2 separate regions of the Homo sapiens genome follow, and region 1 is linked to region 2. Evidence: chromatin loops called from intact Hi-C (ENCODE). Cell type or tissue: Panc1. All regions are shown on one strand.

Region 1 (8,000 bases), 520 kb before region 2:
GGTAATTTATAATATAAAGAAAAGAGGTTTAATTGACCCACAGTTCCGTATGGCTGGGGAGGCCTCAGGAAACTTACAGTCATAGTGGAAGGCACCTCTTCACAGGGTAGCAGGAGACAGAATGAATGCCAAGCAAAGGGGGTAAGCCCCTTGTAAAACCATCAGATCTCCTGAGAACTCATAAGAACAGTATGGGGGAAACTGCCCCCATAATTCAGTTATCTCCACCTGGTCCTACCCTTGACGTGTGGAGATTATTACAATTCAAGATAAGATTTGGGTGGGGACACAGCCAAACCATATCATTCAGTCCCTGGCCCCTCCCATATCTCATGTCTTCACGTTTCAAAACAAAATCATGCCTTCCCAACAGTCCCCCAAAGTCTTAACTCATTCCAGCATTAACCAAAAGTCTAAGTCCAAAGTTTTATCCGAGACAAGGCAAGTCCCTTCCACCTATGAGCCTGTAAAATTAAAAGCAAGTTAGTTACTTCTCAGATACAATGGGGGTGTGGGCGTTGGGTAAATACACCCATTCCTAATGGGAGAAATTGACCAAAACAAAGGGGATACAGGCCATATGCAAGTCCAAAATCCAACAGGGCAGTCATTAAACCTTAAAGTTCCAAAATGATCTCCTTTGATGCCATATCTCACAGCTAGGTCACGCTGATGCAAGAGGTGGCACTCACAGACTTGGGCAGCTCCACCTCTGTGGCTCTGCAGGGTACAGCCCCCCTCCTGGCTGCTTTCACGGGCTGTCATTTAGTGTCTGTGGCTTTTCCAGGTGCACAGTGCAACCTCTCAGTGGATCTACCATTCTGGAGTCTGAAAGATGGTGGACCTCTTCTCACAGCTCCACTAGGCAGTGCCCCAGTGGGGACTCTGTGTAGGGGCTCCAACCTGACACTTCCCTTCCACACAGCCCTAGCAGAGTTTCCCCATGAGGGCTCTGCCCCTGCAGCAAACTTCTATCTGGACATCCAGGCCTTTGTATACATCCTCTGAAATCTAGGTGGAGGTTTCTAATCCTGAGTTCTTGACTTCTGTGCATTCACAGGCCCAACACCACGTAGAAGCTGCCAAGGCTTGGGGCTTGCACCCTCTGAAGCAATGGCTTAAGCTGTATGTTGGCCCCTTTTAGCCCTTGCTCAAGTGGCTGGGACACAGGGCACCAAGTCCCAAGGCTGCACACAGCAGGGGAGCCCTGGACCTGGCTCAGGAAACCATTTTTCCCTTCCAGGCCTCCTGGCCTGTGATGGGAGGGGCTGCTGTGAAGGTCTCTGACATGAACTGGGGACATTTTCCCCATTGTCTTGGTGACTAACATTAGTCTCCTCATTACTTATGCAAATTTCTGCAGTTGGCTTGAATTTCTGCCCAGAAAATGGGGTTTTCTTTTTTATCACATTGTCAGGCTGTAAATTTTCCAAATGTTTTGCTCTGCTTCCTCCTGAATGCTTTGCTGCTTAGAAATTTCCTCTGCTGGATACCCTAAATCATCTCTTTCAAGTTCAAAGTTCCACAGATCTCTGGGGCAGGATGAATTTAGAAATAAATCAGCCTTAATAACTTTGAAGAATTTCCCCTTTACCCTTAAAATTAGGAAAAATTTAGAAAAGTGGTCAAATGACATGAAATGGATATAAAACTACTAATTAAATCACTAAAAATCATGATGTATTTACTTTATATTAAATCTTTTCAGCCAAAGCAATTAACAATATATGTTTCCTACCTCTTTTGATATTTTCCAAAATCACATTTTTTCTTTTCAAACTGAAGAAGAGAAAGATTGAATTTTTTTATAAAGGAGACCATTGTTCTACTTAATTTGGGTCACAGAATGATTGTTTTTTGGATTTCATTATCCTGGGTACTGTGATATTGGTTATACATTTACTTCCTAACATTGGGGATATGAATAAGACAAAGTTTCACCTGCATGTAGTTCTCAATCTAGTCAGAGAGGCAGATCTGTAAGCAAATCATCGAAATATAGTGAGGATGCTAAAGAGGCAGGTGGCAGGCCCCTTGAAGACGTCCAGGAGTACTCATATCTATCAGGGGCATGGGAAAGGCTTTATGGAGCAGTTGCCACATGAACTTGAAAGACTTTTAAAAGTTCACTCACCAGATAATTGTGTGAAGAGAATGGGGTCTGAGGTAAGCACAGAGGGAATAGCCTTGGTAAAGGCACAGAGATAAAATTGTTACAGCTTTATACCCAAAGTGAGGAGAGTACTAGGGGTTGAAGCTATCAACATGAGCCCTTACTCATCTTGGGTAAGACTATGGATGGCCTTGTGTGCCATACCGAGGAATTTGAACTTTATCCTAGCAGCCTGTGGATCCCAAACTTGGCTGCCTATGAGAATCACTTCTGGACTATGAAAACATATAGATTTGCCCACTGGACCCTCTATGATTCTGATTCATCATTCCAGTAAGCTATCAGGAAGCATGGAAAAGTTTTAAGCAGAGTGATAATATGGTCAGATTTGTATTTTTAAATAATCAGTTTTTACCTTTCAAACTTTTTTTTACTGTAGCTGTAAGAAATACATTTTATATTATGATCTAGTATACACATATATGTACCTGTGAACAACTGAAACAAGTCTTACTCTTACAAGTATTGTGGGATGTACTGTGGTATTTTCTGTTCTATCCTGATGTTTTAGAATGCTGTTTGCAAACCGCTTAATTGACTTTGCAACCCATTAAAATGAATTCACCATCCACTAATGGATCATAACCCACAGTTTAAAAAAGATATTTCTATAGAGAATGAATTGAAATGTGCAAAACTGAAGGACTTGAGATCAGATAGGCAACTGATTCAGTTATCCAAGTAACAGATGTCATGGGCGTGAACTGGGACAGTGGCCTTAGCAGGTGCAGACAGAGAAGAGGCGAAAAAGATTCAGAAGTGTGTAGAAGGTAGTGGAATCACTTCTTAGTGACTCATTTCAAGGGCTAAGGGAGGTCAGAGAGTGTAGGGTGACTTCCAGATTTCTAGTTTGAATGTTTAGATAATTTGCTCTTAGTCAGTATAGAGAACACAAAGGAAGAATTGGTAGGAGTGGGTTGTGGCGGGGGAAAGATATCCAGAAGGCAGTTGGATATATCAGTGATTTTTTTCCAAGTGAGATTCCTTTAAATTTTATTTTCTTTTTCTTATTAAAATATATATTTTAAGGCCCTGTATTCTCCTTCACCTTTCTTATACAACCTACTTTTTCTTACATTGGTTTCTAGTGTTTTTATGTGGATTGCCCTAAAATATTTTTAAACTTTCTGCTTATGCTGTAAACTACTGTAATACCATTCCAGTCTTTTCCAGGACATATATAACTCCTTGCCCAAATGAAACTTACGAAACTTTTTTTTTTCTTTCTGAACCACATCATCCTTTCCTCATCCATCAGAGGTAGTGATCTCATTTTTCTGACCTTTCTGCGTGTTGTTCCATTTTGTATTTCCAGCTTTGTGGGCATTAGTTGTCTACTGCATTCCCGTATGTAACCAACTAAACATTGTTATAAGCAGTGCAGCAATGCTTGCTGGAACTTGATAATTTTCTGCCACTTGTGATTCAGTTAAATAGATCAGATTATAGTCATATTAGGGTTTGGCTGGGCAGTTCTGGCTTTGAAATCTCTCATGCAGTTGTAGTCTGAGGTGGTTGGGGTAGAACATGAGGGGAGGAAGGACTGGAGCCCATGAGATGGACCCTGGCATTTCATGTGGTATCAAGGCCTCTCCATTTCCTCTCTTTCAGTGGGTTAGTGTGGATTTTTTTCAAGGCAGTTGGATTACTTTCATGGCAGCTAAAGACTTCAAGAATGACTATTCTAGCTCTCCCAGTGTAAGTTGCATCACCTTCTTGACCTAGCCTTGCCACATAGTGTTACTTCATCATTTTATGTTAGCTGTAAGCCAATCACAAACCTGCCGTGGTTCAAAGGGGAGGGGAATTAGACTCTACCTCTTGATTGGGAAGTGGTAAGGCTCTAGAAGAAAATGTGGGATGAGAAATATTTTTGTAGGCAATCTGCAATAGCTATGTAGAAAATATATCAATGTCATCATACAGATTTTTAGTTTTGCCTGGAGTTTGCTACTGTGTTCGTACTGCACCTTGAATCTTAAAGATTAAGTTAGCTTTTATGATTTAATTTTTCACATCTTGTTTAATTTCTGAACTTGGATAATTTGCTTTCTCCGCAGCAGAATTAAGTATATAGTTATGAAGATGCTTTAAGCCTATGTGTTAGGTTTCACTGGTACAGGACAGTTGCAGGCAGCAGCAGTTTGGCCAGCTCTGCAGAGTGGGCAATTTTGAATTGCATGTTATCTTGTGTGTTTTCTAAGAGCAGTTCTTGATTCCTGTCTTCAAAACTCTAAGGGACCCCTGTAGCCTGTTGAGTAGACTGCTGAAAGTTTTAAATAACTGAAAATACGTTCTCACTTTAACTGCTATGTTCCTTGTTAGACCGCAGGCATGGCTGTATGACATAAACCAAATATTACTGGCTGTATTTCATAGCCTTGCAAGTTTTCATTAGCAATAGGAAATGAATCTGACAAGACGCTGTCTTTCTTTAAGTATGTGCACTATTATTGCTTATTTTCAGAAATAAGCTCCTATCAGTATAGTCATGATTTTTGACTGATAAAGTTTAGTTCCCAGTTCTGCTGCCGTGCTTGAATTATACTTAATAAATATCATTTGATAATCTGCTGACATAAATACTAATTTTAACAATGGTTCTAAAGTTATATTTTATAAATATACTATGCAGGAAAAGAAATCCCTGAGGATAGAAAATACAAAACAACAATTAATATGGATACTCCTGTTGCCCCTCCTGCACCACCCCACACTGCACCGCTGCCCCCCCCCCCCACCCCCTTGCTCCATTAATGTGTTCTTTCATAGAGGCGTGGCAAGTTTGTCTATATTGAAGAAAGCCTATCTGGAATAGTCATTTAGTGTAATGCTGTTTAGAGTATTATAACCACTTGATGGCACCCTTTGATTTGGTACAAACCTCATTAGCCATAGCACAGTGCAGCATAGTAGTTGTAATGGAATAACACATAAGAACTAAAGACTGCAAGGTATCTGGTTAATGTAGAGATGAAATGAATGCAATAGCAAGGCTAAGCTTTCCTGACCCTTCATGAAAGAATAGATGAAAAAAGGAAGAATAAGCTATTGTGCCAAAGGGAGATGATGAAATTCAAGATCCACACACATAATCTCTGGCTCAGCCTCTGAAATGTTAATCCCTGGGTAGAATTATTTGAGCTATAGATTGCAATTTATCATCAAAATGGCACTGTGTCAAACAATACTTTTTATATGTGTGGTGTTTAGAACTATCCAATTTTAATATAAAATGGTTCACAGAGCACTGGCTAATATTTAAGTAGCAACTCTTTAAGGTTGTGATTTGGGGGAATGGAGTAGGATGGTTTCTTTACATCAAAATATGAATTGTGTTTTAGATAGAAGGCTTTGGGAGAATTTTTTTCTTTTTCTCAGTGACAGTTTATTTTTAATGCCAGGAAAAGGGATTTTTAAAGAATGCCTCTTTTAAATTAAGTGGTTTAGAATTGTTTTCTTTCATAGACAAATGATGTTTTTGTAATTATACAATAATTCTGTAATTTTTTCTAACATTGCTTAAAAATATGCTAGCTGATGAAATGTTATATATTTAAAGGTTTATGTGGTCTTTCCTATTCCAATATAAAATATTTGTATGTTTTCTCTTATTTAAATCACCCAACTTCTGCCCACTAGGGAGTGGAGTCATAATTCGTATGTGTTGTGATGTTTTTTCCCTTAAAACCAAATTCTTCCAATTAAAAGAACTAAACTTTGATAGTATAGGTGGAGGGGTGGGTATTGCATATGTCTATTAATCTGTCACTCTGAGTAATACTCATGTTATGGACTTTTCCTGTGTACCAAAAAAAAAACCCTGTTGTTATTTTCTAGAAAATTAGGAAACTTAAAATAACCCTGTTTCTGGAATCTAGAAGCTTGAAATTCCAGTTTAACTATATATTTTTCCTTTAAACTTTATCATACTAATTTATAAGAGGCTTTTTTTGCCTCCTTTCACTTAAGAAAAGCAATTATTTTCTGTTATTACTAAGAAATTATTTTACTTAATTTTGTTTTTATATTCTTCTTACCTGTTTCTGAAGGTTTGCCAATAAGCTTGATCTTTAACAGAAACCTATATTTAATTTACACCTAATAGATCATACCATTCCAGTACCTTCATTACTAATTGCAGATGTTGAAGGCATGCTGTGACCCTGTTAGATGTATTAGATGCTGTAGCACAAATCTATGAAACGCCACTCATCTGTGCATGAATAATTCTGTGTTACCATATTTTAGCTCTGGTGGGAAAAATATTTGATTTACTGGTGGTAGGGAACATGAGAGGAGTCACTGTGAAAAGCATATGTCCTGTGAAAATGTCTTGTCTTTGGCAGCTGTCTTCTTTTAGTGATCATGAAGAGTTAAACCTTAGATCCAGAGTCACACCTATGGAGACTAGAAGTTGTGCATGTTTGAGATATTGCTGGCCCTTTATAATACCCAGTCATCAAGAACAGATAGTATGGAGTAGTCTTTTGGCTGTTGCCATTAATAAGAGTGCTCTGTGAGACTGCATAGCCATTTCAAATTGTTTTTGGAGGCAAAGGGTTCAGAATGTACATTAGGAAGACACAAACACATATATATGTAGTAGAAAAAGACCTTGGAATTCCTAACTTGGTAAAATATTACAAAGTTGCTTCATCTATTTACGTAATTACATCTGCTGACGTTTTAATTTAAATGCCACCTAGAAAGTTGATAGAGTTAAGTTTAGCTGAGTGTTTTAAAAATGTGACTTTCTCAACTATGTAACACTTCTCCACCCACCCACCCACCAAAAGGCCTACTCCCTGCTTTCTGTTTCTGAGGACAGAATGTTATAAAGGACGGTTAGTGCCTCAAACGTGCACAACCTCTGATCTTCAGAGGTCTGGCTCTGGATTTAATTCTTAACTATTCATGATCACTTAAAGATGACAGCTGCCAAAGTCAAGATTTCAGTAACCTTTTAAGTAAGCTCCTGGTTCCACACGGAGTGCCAATGCATACATCTTCCAACCCACTGCACTGGCAGTCTCATACCCAATGCTGAATACAGTGTTCCAGCCTGGTGCCTTTCAGCACACACAAAACTGATCAATGTCCAATTTTATCCAACCACCCACACTAAATATGAAACCTCGTGATGCTGTCACAGATGCCTGCAGGGTAGCACTCCTGCAAATTTTAAAAAACATGAGATTGTTAAAACAACTAGGAAAAACCCCTTTCTGATGCCAGTTACCTAAAACTTACTTGTTTTTGAAGTAGCACCTTTAGTTTTCTATATGATGTCAGCGAATATAATTTGTTGAGAAAAATGTTTCTTACACATTGTTTTTCCACATCCTCCTAGTTTTATAGGCCTTATTAAATAGTTTCAGTGAGCCAGTCTTTGAAATAAAGCCCAGGTGAATATTTATATTTCCACTGTAGCAGCAGCATGCATTCTTGATGATTGACCTTTACCCTGACATAATGTCGTCTTGTGACATTGAATGAAATAAATGAAGAAACTAGTCCTTGGCTTGATTTGTATTGGCAGAAGAAAGCAAACAGAGTGGTTTGTCAGGTTGCTAAAAACGTCAAAATACAGTTCTGGGACAATTTCTAACACAAAGGTTTTTTGTTGTTTGTTTTGTTTTGTTTTTTAAATAATGTGTGGGTGGTTGGATGTTCTTTGAAAAAAGCACACATTTGAAAGGAAATTGAATTCCAGCAGTACCTGTATCAGATAATAATAGGAAGTAAATTGTTTCCCTTTATTTGAAGTTGCATTTTATTAGTCAGATGCTTGTTGGTGGCATGTTTAAACATTAAACATTTAGAG
Region 2 (8,000 bases):
ATTAATGGCTGCAGCCATATGTTTAGCCTCAACTTGCAGCTCTATCTATATCTATTGTTGCCACTTGGGGAGAAAAAATGGCCAAAGGGTAAAACCTCCAGAATGCATGCTTCTGGCAGTACCTGACTTTTACACTCTCCCAGTGAATAGGAATGCATGGTATCTAAACGGGACACAACGCATACTGACAAGGATGCCACCAGGTGCATATACCAGTCCAATTAGAGGGTAAGTAAGGCCAGCTGTGGGTGTCACGGCCCATAACAATCCCCAAGGGGAGGGATAGGCCCCCATGTGGAGAGAGTTATACTGCCACCCAGCCACATATCTTTGGTTATTTGAAGGGATCGGTTACATTGCTGTGGGGATAGCCATCTGTGATGGTTAATATTGTCAACTTGATTGGATTGACGTATGCAAAGTATTGTTTCTGGGTGTCGCCAGAAGAGATTAACATTTGAATCAGTGGACTGGGAGAGGAAGAACCACCTTCAGGAAGACCCACCCACAATGTGGGTGGGCATTATCCCATTGGCTGCCAGCATGGCTAGAAAAGCAAGCAGAAGAAGGTGGAAGAAGCTGACTTGCTGAGTCTTCTTGCCTTTATCTTTCTCCCATGCTGGATGCTTCCTGCTCTCAAGACTCCAAGTTCTTCAGCTTTTGGACTCTTGGACTTACATCAGTGGTTTGCCAGGGGCTCTCGGGCCTTCAGCCACAGCTGTGAGGCCACAATGTTGACTTCCTTACTTTTGAGGTTTTGGGACTTGGGCTGAGCCATTACTGGGTTCCTTGGCAGCCATTACATAGAGGCAAAGGTCCTATGTAGTCTACCTGCCACTGTTGCACTTGGCTGCAGCCCTGGCCTATCTGTTCAGTATTGTGTGGAAAGGGCCTGAGGTGTTGCTGTGCACAGGTAGGACATTGCTGATAGATGAGTACTATATCTTTATATCATAGTGGTAGTCCTCAATTTTCACTATGTCCCAAAAGGTATGTGGTCCCCAATGTCCTGTCTTTTTATGTAGCCAGTAAGCCACATCTTTTGTGGGCACTTCCTTGAGGAGGAGAATGTAGGCTAGGCTTGTCTACCTGTTGATTTCCAGGTGGTGTAGATGCAATGTGGGCATCCACATGGTAGACTGTTACATGCATCCTCTGGATGCATGGAGAACGTCATTCCACACGTCAGCACCTGAAAGGGCACAGGCTGCTATTGACCAATCCTGTGTTTTCCACCATAGTAGCCACATTGTGAGTCCCTTAAAGACAGCCCAGCTGTCAGTGCATAGGACTACTGGGTCCAGCTTATGAAGGAGGACCATCCAAGCTGCCTACAGCTCAGCCCATTGGCTACTATGCCCTTCACCTGTATCAAACCAGATACTATCAGTGGATGGCTGAGTGGCCACAACTGTCTAGTTGCAAGGATTGCATCGTGATGAGCCATCTGTGTACCAGGCCTGGTTAGGAATTGGACCCTGTCCCTACTGTAAAAAGGAAGGGATTTGTGGAGGCTCAGCATCCTCCACTGAAGACTGTCCTTCAGTTGTAACATAAGTGACAGGTCCAAGCATCAAATGGAGCTCTGCAATCAAGGGGCTATTAGTTCATGTGCTCCTCTGTTGAAGGCAGGCTTCACATTTGGCCAGTCTGGGCATTCATAGACTTTGGTTTCTGGAAGGTACCCTTCAGCCAACCTGCTGTGAGGTACGGGGTGCATACGAGCCTCGAGACCCTCTTTGTAATGTCCTCAACTTGTAAGGCATAATATGTAGCACAAAGTTGTTGCTCTGCGACATTACATTTAACTCCAGTCCCCTTCCATAGTGATGCAGGAGTTAAGAAGAAATCCCTTAGGCAGATAGCAAGGACATGGGAGTCCTTGGAAAGGCTTTTCTGTTTAATAAAAAGCAGCCCCGATCATTTTCTAACAAAGAACAGCCTGCAAGCTGGGAGCTTGCATGGATGAATGCCGGCAGGAACTAAGGACTGGACATTTTTAAGATGGCGGCTCCATCTTCCCTTCTCTGCCAGCCACGTGTGCTGTAAGGAGCAGATAAGATGGCACTGATCAACTGGAAAGCCCTGGGACAACTAGCCTTCCCTGCTTGCTATGTAAACATCATACCTGATGGAACCAATCTATGAGCCCTATATAAATCAGACACCACCTCCTCAAACTGGACTATAAACTTGGCCAGCTGGCCCTTTCTGCTAGGAGACCTCTTCCTCTACGGAGGAAGCTGTTGCTCTTTCTCTTCTCTTCTACCTATTAAACCTCTGTTCCTAAACTCCTCATGTGTGTCTGTGCCCTAAATTTTCCTGGTGCATGACAATGAACCCCAGGGTTTATAACCCAGACAATGTAGCCACTTCATAATGGGAACCTTGTCTAGGATACCAAGTACAACATTCATCAAAATGGTGAGTAGAGGGGAGCGAACTCCAACTCTGTCCTTTCCTTCTGAGGCTCTCAGCCTCCATTTTAGACCTTTCATGGAGGACTTAGTTGTTGCATGGGACTGAAAGAAGTCCTAGGGCAAATGAATATTTCTTCTGGCCAGAGCTCCCACCTGGTATTATTCAAAGGCTTCTGGACTGACCCCAGCCTCTGACTGCCCTGATGGGGTGTCAGCAACAGGATCCCCAACTTTCCTATCATAATTTCCTCCTTTCCTGTTTGCAACTATCATATCTCTTATCCTGTGTATGAAATATATGTGGGAAGTTTTACAGTTCAGGTAAGTAATATTGTTTGGCAATATCAGAGAATGTCTAGTAACTGGGGATATAGCTCAAGGGAAGATGTCTTTGTGATTTTCTAGGAACAGAGGGTTCCCCCCACCACAGTGACTGTCTCTCTCTTAGCCTTTGGTCTGAAGAGCACATGTCATTTCCAGGTCTCTGCCCTTGGTCTGGAGAGTACATGGCATTTCCAGGTCTCTCTGTCCTTGGTCTAGAGAGTACGTGGCATTTCCAGGTCTCTCTCTGCCTTTGGTCTGGAGAGCATGTGGCATTTCCAGGTCTCTCTCTGTCCTTGGTCTGTAGAGCACATGGCATTTCCAGGTCTCTATCTGCCCTTGGTCTGAAGAGCACATGGCATGTCAAGGTCACTCTGCCCTTGGTCTAGAGAGCACATGGTGTTTCAAGGTCAACAGTGCCACCTAGTGGGACAGGGATCCATGAGGCACATTGTTGGTCCTTCAACAAAATACCCTAGCCTCTCAATTATCTTCCCTTTTTGAGCCTCTCTACTGGAAACCAGGCTTTCTGCTGCTTTGGTAAACGGGAAAATTCTGCCTTCAACAATTGCATTAAAATATCCTCCAAAGCCAAATTTTAGTCTTGATACTGTCCCATCAGCAGGAAAATGGCCATTCAGTCTCTACGTTCTTTTAAGGTACCTGTTCTGCCTCCAATTAGAGTGGCACTTAATTAGTAAGGGGATTTTAAGTTCAGAAGTTAGCCTGAACCATTCTCTATGGGTAAACGCTTCAGCACAGGCCATAATAGCAGGATATAAAGTTCAATCTAGCATACCCCCTCCATTAAAGTGGCCTTCTTCAACTATTATGTAGTTTTTCTGGAGATCCATTTTTCAGGGAGCCAGGCAGGTCACACAAATCTAGGAAGTCAAAGGGAAATCACAGGCAGAGAACTAGAGCCACTTGGGTAAGCATGACTAATCCCAATCTCTTAGTTCCTCTGGTTCCATGGCTGGGGGTCACGCCAGCAACCATGAGCAGCATGTTCAACAAGGTGTCAGGACCCAGGAACTATAGAGGGAAAACAGCAAGGGGACACCCCCACTGTCTTCCTCTCCACACTGAGTCACACCAAAAGGAAGGAGACAAAGGGATGCCTTTTTTTTTTTTTTCCACTTTTCTTTCTAGATGGGTACTATCTGAAACCTGCACTCCCTTGGAGTGCATTCTGAAGCACTGGGACTTCTTTCACCCTGAGACTTTAAAGAAAAAGCAGCTCATTTTCTTTTGCACAAGGGCATGGCCTTTTTACTAGATCTTTGCAAGTGTTACAAAATCAACCTAGTGCTTTTAGCAATCATATCGGGCAGACCCAAAAAGAATATTTCTCCAAAATTAGAGAAGCAACTTCGAAGGGAACCACCTCATGATCCCCCTCATTTGGGGCCCCTTCAAGTTCCCTTGTCATTACAGGACCTTAGGCAAATAAAGGGAGACTTAGGTCAATTTTCTAACGACTCTGATAGGTATATAGAAGCTTTCCAAAATTTAACTCATGTATTTGACCTCTCATAGAAGGATGTTAGGCTGCTCCTAAGCCAAACCCTAACCACAGCTGAGAAGCAGGCAGCTCTGCAAGCATCAGAGAATATCAAAGATGAGCAATATGTCTCCTATAGTGGGCCAAAAGAGAAAAGAGAAAATAGAAAAGGGGAAGAAATACAGCAAATACCATTCCCAGTAGGATAGGAAATACCTGTTCACAATCTTAATTGAAACTACCAGACTTTTCTATGGTGTTTTTCCTTCTTTCATGGTTTAAAATGGCTTCTCTTTTATAATGTTCTTCCAACTTTGGAAAAATTAATTTCCCAACCATTAAAATGCTTGGCTTAGAGTTGAGCTAGGAGGAAGGGAACCCAGAAGCCTGACATGCCAACAAAAGGGTAAAAATTTCTTACCAGTTGGGCTTTTGGCTTCTCTCTCCCTGTGCAAATTGGTAAAAGGGATAAATAAGGATAATTGCTAATATTCTCTGTAAAGTTTTAATGAAAAAGGATTTGTGAGGTTGGTGTCAAGCTGTAGACACTCTTGTGTGCTTTGTGTGTCTTTCTGTATGGTTCTGTCAGAAGAAAGGGTACTTTAGGTTAAGATGTAGACCCAGGACCCCATACGACTGCTGTTCAAGCCAGCCCAACAAAATGATCAGTAACAAACTTGGCTACAGGCCTCCATCTTGTTTCATGTCCTTGGGAACATGACCTGTAAACACATGGCAATATTTTGTTTTAGTCTCTGCCATTTTACAATGGTGACTATCTTCTTGTGCTAAGTCAGTTCCTGGGTGAGGGCCACAAAATCAGAAGCCAGTTTTCTGAGTGGGGTCAGGGTATATACCCCAAAGTAGCCACTTCAATAGATGGTACCAGAATCCTAAAGGCACATGTATATGTCCGTGTGTTTCCTACAGGCCCCACCCAAGCCCCTCAGAGTAACTGGCTACCTCCAATTTACAAGGCTATCCCTGCACTATAACTTCCAAGGCCTGCATTTATTTCACTGCGATTTTAGCTTGTTCAAGGCCACATCCTCCTTTGTGGACCAGTTCCAGTGGCCCTCCTTCTTGACTAAGCCATCTAGGGGCCTAAGGAGTTGTACCAAATGGGGAAATAAAAGGACATCAATACCCTAGAAGGCCTAAGAAGGTTTGCAGCTGCTCTGGTGTGGTAGGACGTGGGTTGGCCTTTACCTTATTCTATAATGGTAGACTGAATAAATTTAGTCTCACCCCACTAGATGAAACCCAGGTATTTGACTGATACGCCTGGACCCTGGACTTTGCATTGACCACCCATTGTACCTCTGTAGGTCAAGTAAGACAGCAAGGTTGGGGCTGCAGTTTCTAAGCTAGAAAAAGACTCAGAAGTTAGCATGATATCATCAGTATAATGGAAAACACATACCCCTCTGGAGTGGTCCACTGACTGAGGTTGGAGGCCTTTTGGCCACAACAGACAGTGGGGCTAAGTAAAGATACCAGGGGCAACACGGTAAAGATTCACCGTTCTCTTTTCCCAGATGAATGCATATTGGTCTTGGCTCTCTGGGGCAATGGGAATGCTAAAGAAGGCCTTGGTAAACAACCCAGCAAGAGAAAAGAACAAACAATCCCATTAAAAGTGGGCAAAAGAGATAGACATTTCTCAAAAGAAGACATATAAGCAGTCAATAAACATATGAAAAAATGCTCAACATCACTAATTATCAGAGAAATTAAAATTAAAACCACACTGACATTTCATCTTACATGACTCAGAATGGCTATTAGTAAAAAGTCAAAAAAAAAAAAAAAACAGATGTAGGCAGGGATGTGGAGTAAAGGGAGCCCTTGTACACTGTTGGTGGGAATGTGAATTAGTACTACTTCTATAAAAAACAGTATAGATGTTTTACAAAGAACTAAAAATAAAACTACCATTCAACCCAGCAATCCCACAACTGGGCATCTACCCAAAGGAAAATAAATTATTATATAAAAAAGACACTTGCACTCATATGTTTATTGCAGTATTATTCACAATAGTAAAGTCATGGAATCAACTGAAGTCTTCATCAATGGTTGATTGTATAAAGAAAATGTGACATATGGGTGGCTGGCAAGATGGCTGAATTGGAACAGCTCCAGTCTGCAGCTCCCAGTGAGATCAACACAGAAGGTGGGTGATTTCTGCATTTCCAACTGAGGTACCTGATTCATCAAATTGAGACTGGTTAGATGGTGGGTGCAGCCCACAGAAGGCGAGCTGAAGCAGGGTGGGGCATCGCCTCACATGGGAAGCACAAGGGGTCGGGGAACTCCCTCCCCTAGCCAAGGGAAGCTGTGAGGGACTGTGCTGTGAGGGACTGTACCGTGAGGAACAGTGCATTTAGGCCCAGATACTACACTTTTCCCATGGTTTTCGCAACTTGCAGACCAGGAGATTCCCTCGGGTGCCTACACCACCAGGGCCCTGGGTTTCAAGCACAAAACTTGGTGGCTGTTTGGGAAGACACCGAGCTAGCTGCAGGAGTTTTTTTTCATACCCCAGTGGTGCCTGGAATGCCAGTGAGACACAACCGTTTACTTCCCTGGAAAGGGGGCTGAAGGCAGGGAGCCAGGTGGTCTAGCTCAGCGGATCCCACCCCCATGGAGCCCAGCAAGCTAAGATCTACTAGCTTGAAATTCTTGCCAGCACAGCAGTTTGAAGTCCACCTGGGACACTCGAGCCTGGTGGGGAGAGCGGCATCCACCATTATTGAGGCTTGAGTAGGCAGTTTTCCCCTCACGTTGTAAACAAAGCTGCCAGGAGGTTCAAAATGGGAAGAGCCCACCACAGATCAGCAAAGCCGCGGTAGCCAGACTGCCTCCCTAGATTCCTCCTCTCTGGGCAGGGCATCTCTGAGAGAAAGGCAGCAGCCCCAGTCAGGGGCTTATAGATAAAACTCCCACCTCCCTGGGACAGAGCACCTGGGGGAAAGGGCGACTTTGGGCACAGCTTCAGCAGACTTAAACATTCCTGCCTGCTAGCTCTGAAGAGAGCAGTGGATCTCCCAGCACAGCACTCAAGCTCTAAGGGACAGACTGCCTCCTCAAGTGTGCCCCTGACCCCCGTGACTCCTGACTGGGAGACATCTCCCAGCAGGGGTCAATAGACACCTCATACAAGAGAGCTCCTGCTGGCATCTGACAGATGCCCCTCTGGGACGAAGGAACAGGCAGCGATCTTTGCTGTTCTGCAGCCTCTGCTGGTGATACCCAGGCAAACTCCAGCAGACCTGCAGTAGAAGGGCCTGACTACTAGAAGGAAAACTAACAAACAGAAAGAAATAGCATCAACATCAACAAAAAAGACGTCCACACAAAAACCCCATCCAAAGGTCACCAGCATCAAAGACCAAAGGTAGATAAATCCACAAAGATGAGGAAAAACCAGGGCAAAAAGGCTGAAAATTCCAAAAACCAGAAAGCTGCTTCTCCTCCAAAGGATCACAGCTCCTTGCCAGCAAGGGAACAAAACTGGATGGAGAATGAGTGAGACGAATTGACAGTAGGCTTCAGAAGGTGGGTAATAACAAACTCCACCGAGCTCAAGGAGCATGTTCTAACCCAATGCAAGGAAGCTAAGAACCTTGAAAAAAAGTTAGAGGAATTGCTAACTAGAATAACCAGTTTAGAGAAGAACATAAATGACCTGATGGAGATGAAAAATACAGCACAAGAACTTCACAAAGCATACTGAAGGAGATAGAGACACA

Evidence for each region. A loop is a pair of places that touch in the nucleus more often than their neighbours do. Peaks named below come from ENCODE experiments on the same cell type or tissue, not always from the same donor. Only the 100,000 strongest peaks of a DNase experiment are listed, where the experiment ranks them.
Region 1: it touches region 2 in a loop (7-fold over the local background); 4 of 110 quality-filtered maps call a loop at or near these places.

The regions. Positions count from the first base shown.
Region 1 is chr2:62,782,495-62,790,494 of GRCh38, forward strand. All of the region lies in intron 5 of EHBP1 (EH domain binding protein 1), which reads left to right. Among named protein-coding and RNA genes, the nearest start is that of EHBP1, 81 kb to the left of the region's middle. RefSeq lists an enhancer at 2,799-2,868. In Panc1, CTCF peaks have their summits at 4,996 (motif pointing right) and 5,199; a DNase peak (open chromatin) is centred at 5,087; H3K27ac peaks cover 1,034 bases.
Region 2 is chr2:63,297,929-63,305,928 of GRCh38, forward strand. The region is part of intron 13 of WDPCP (WD repeat containing planar cell polarity effector); the gene reads right to left. Among named protein-coding and RNA genes, the nearest start is that of OTX1, 250 kb to the left of the region's middle. In Panc1, CTCF peaks have their summits at 3,166 (motif pointing left) and 3,371; no DNase peak of the experiment used is centred here.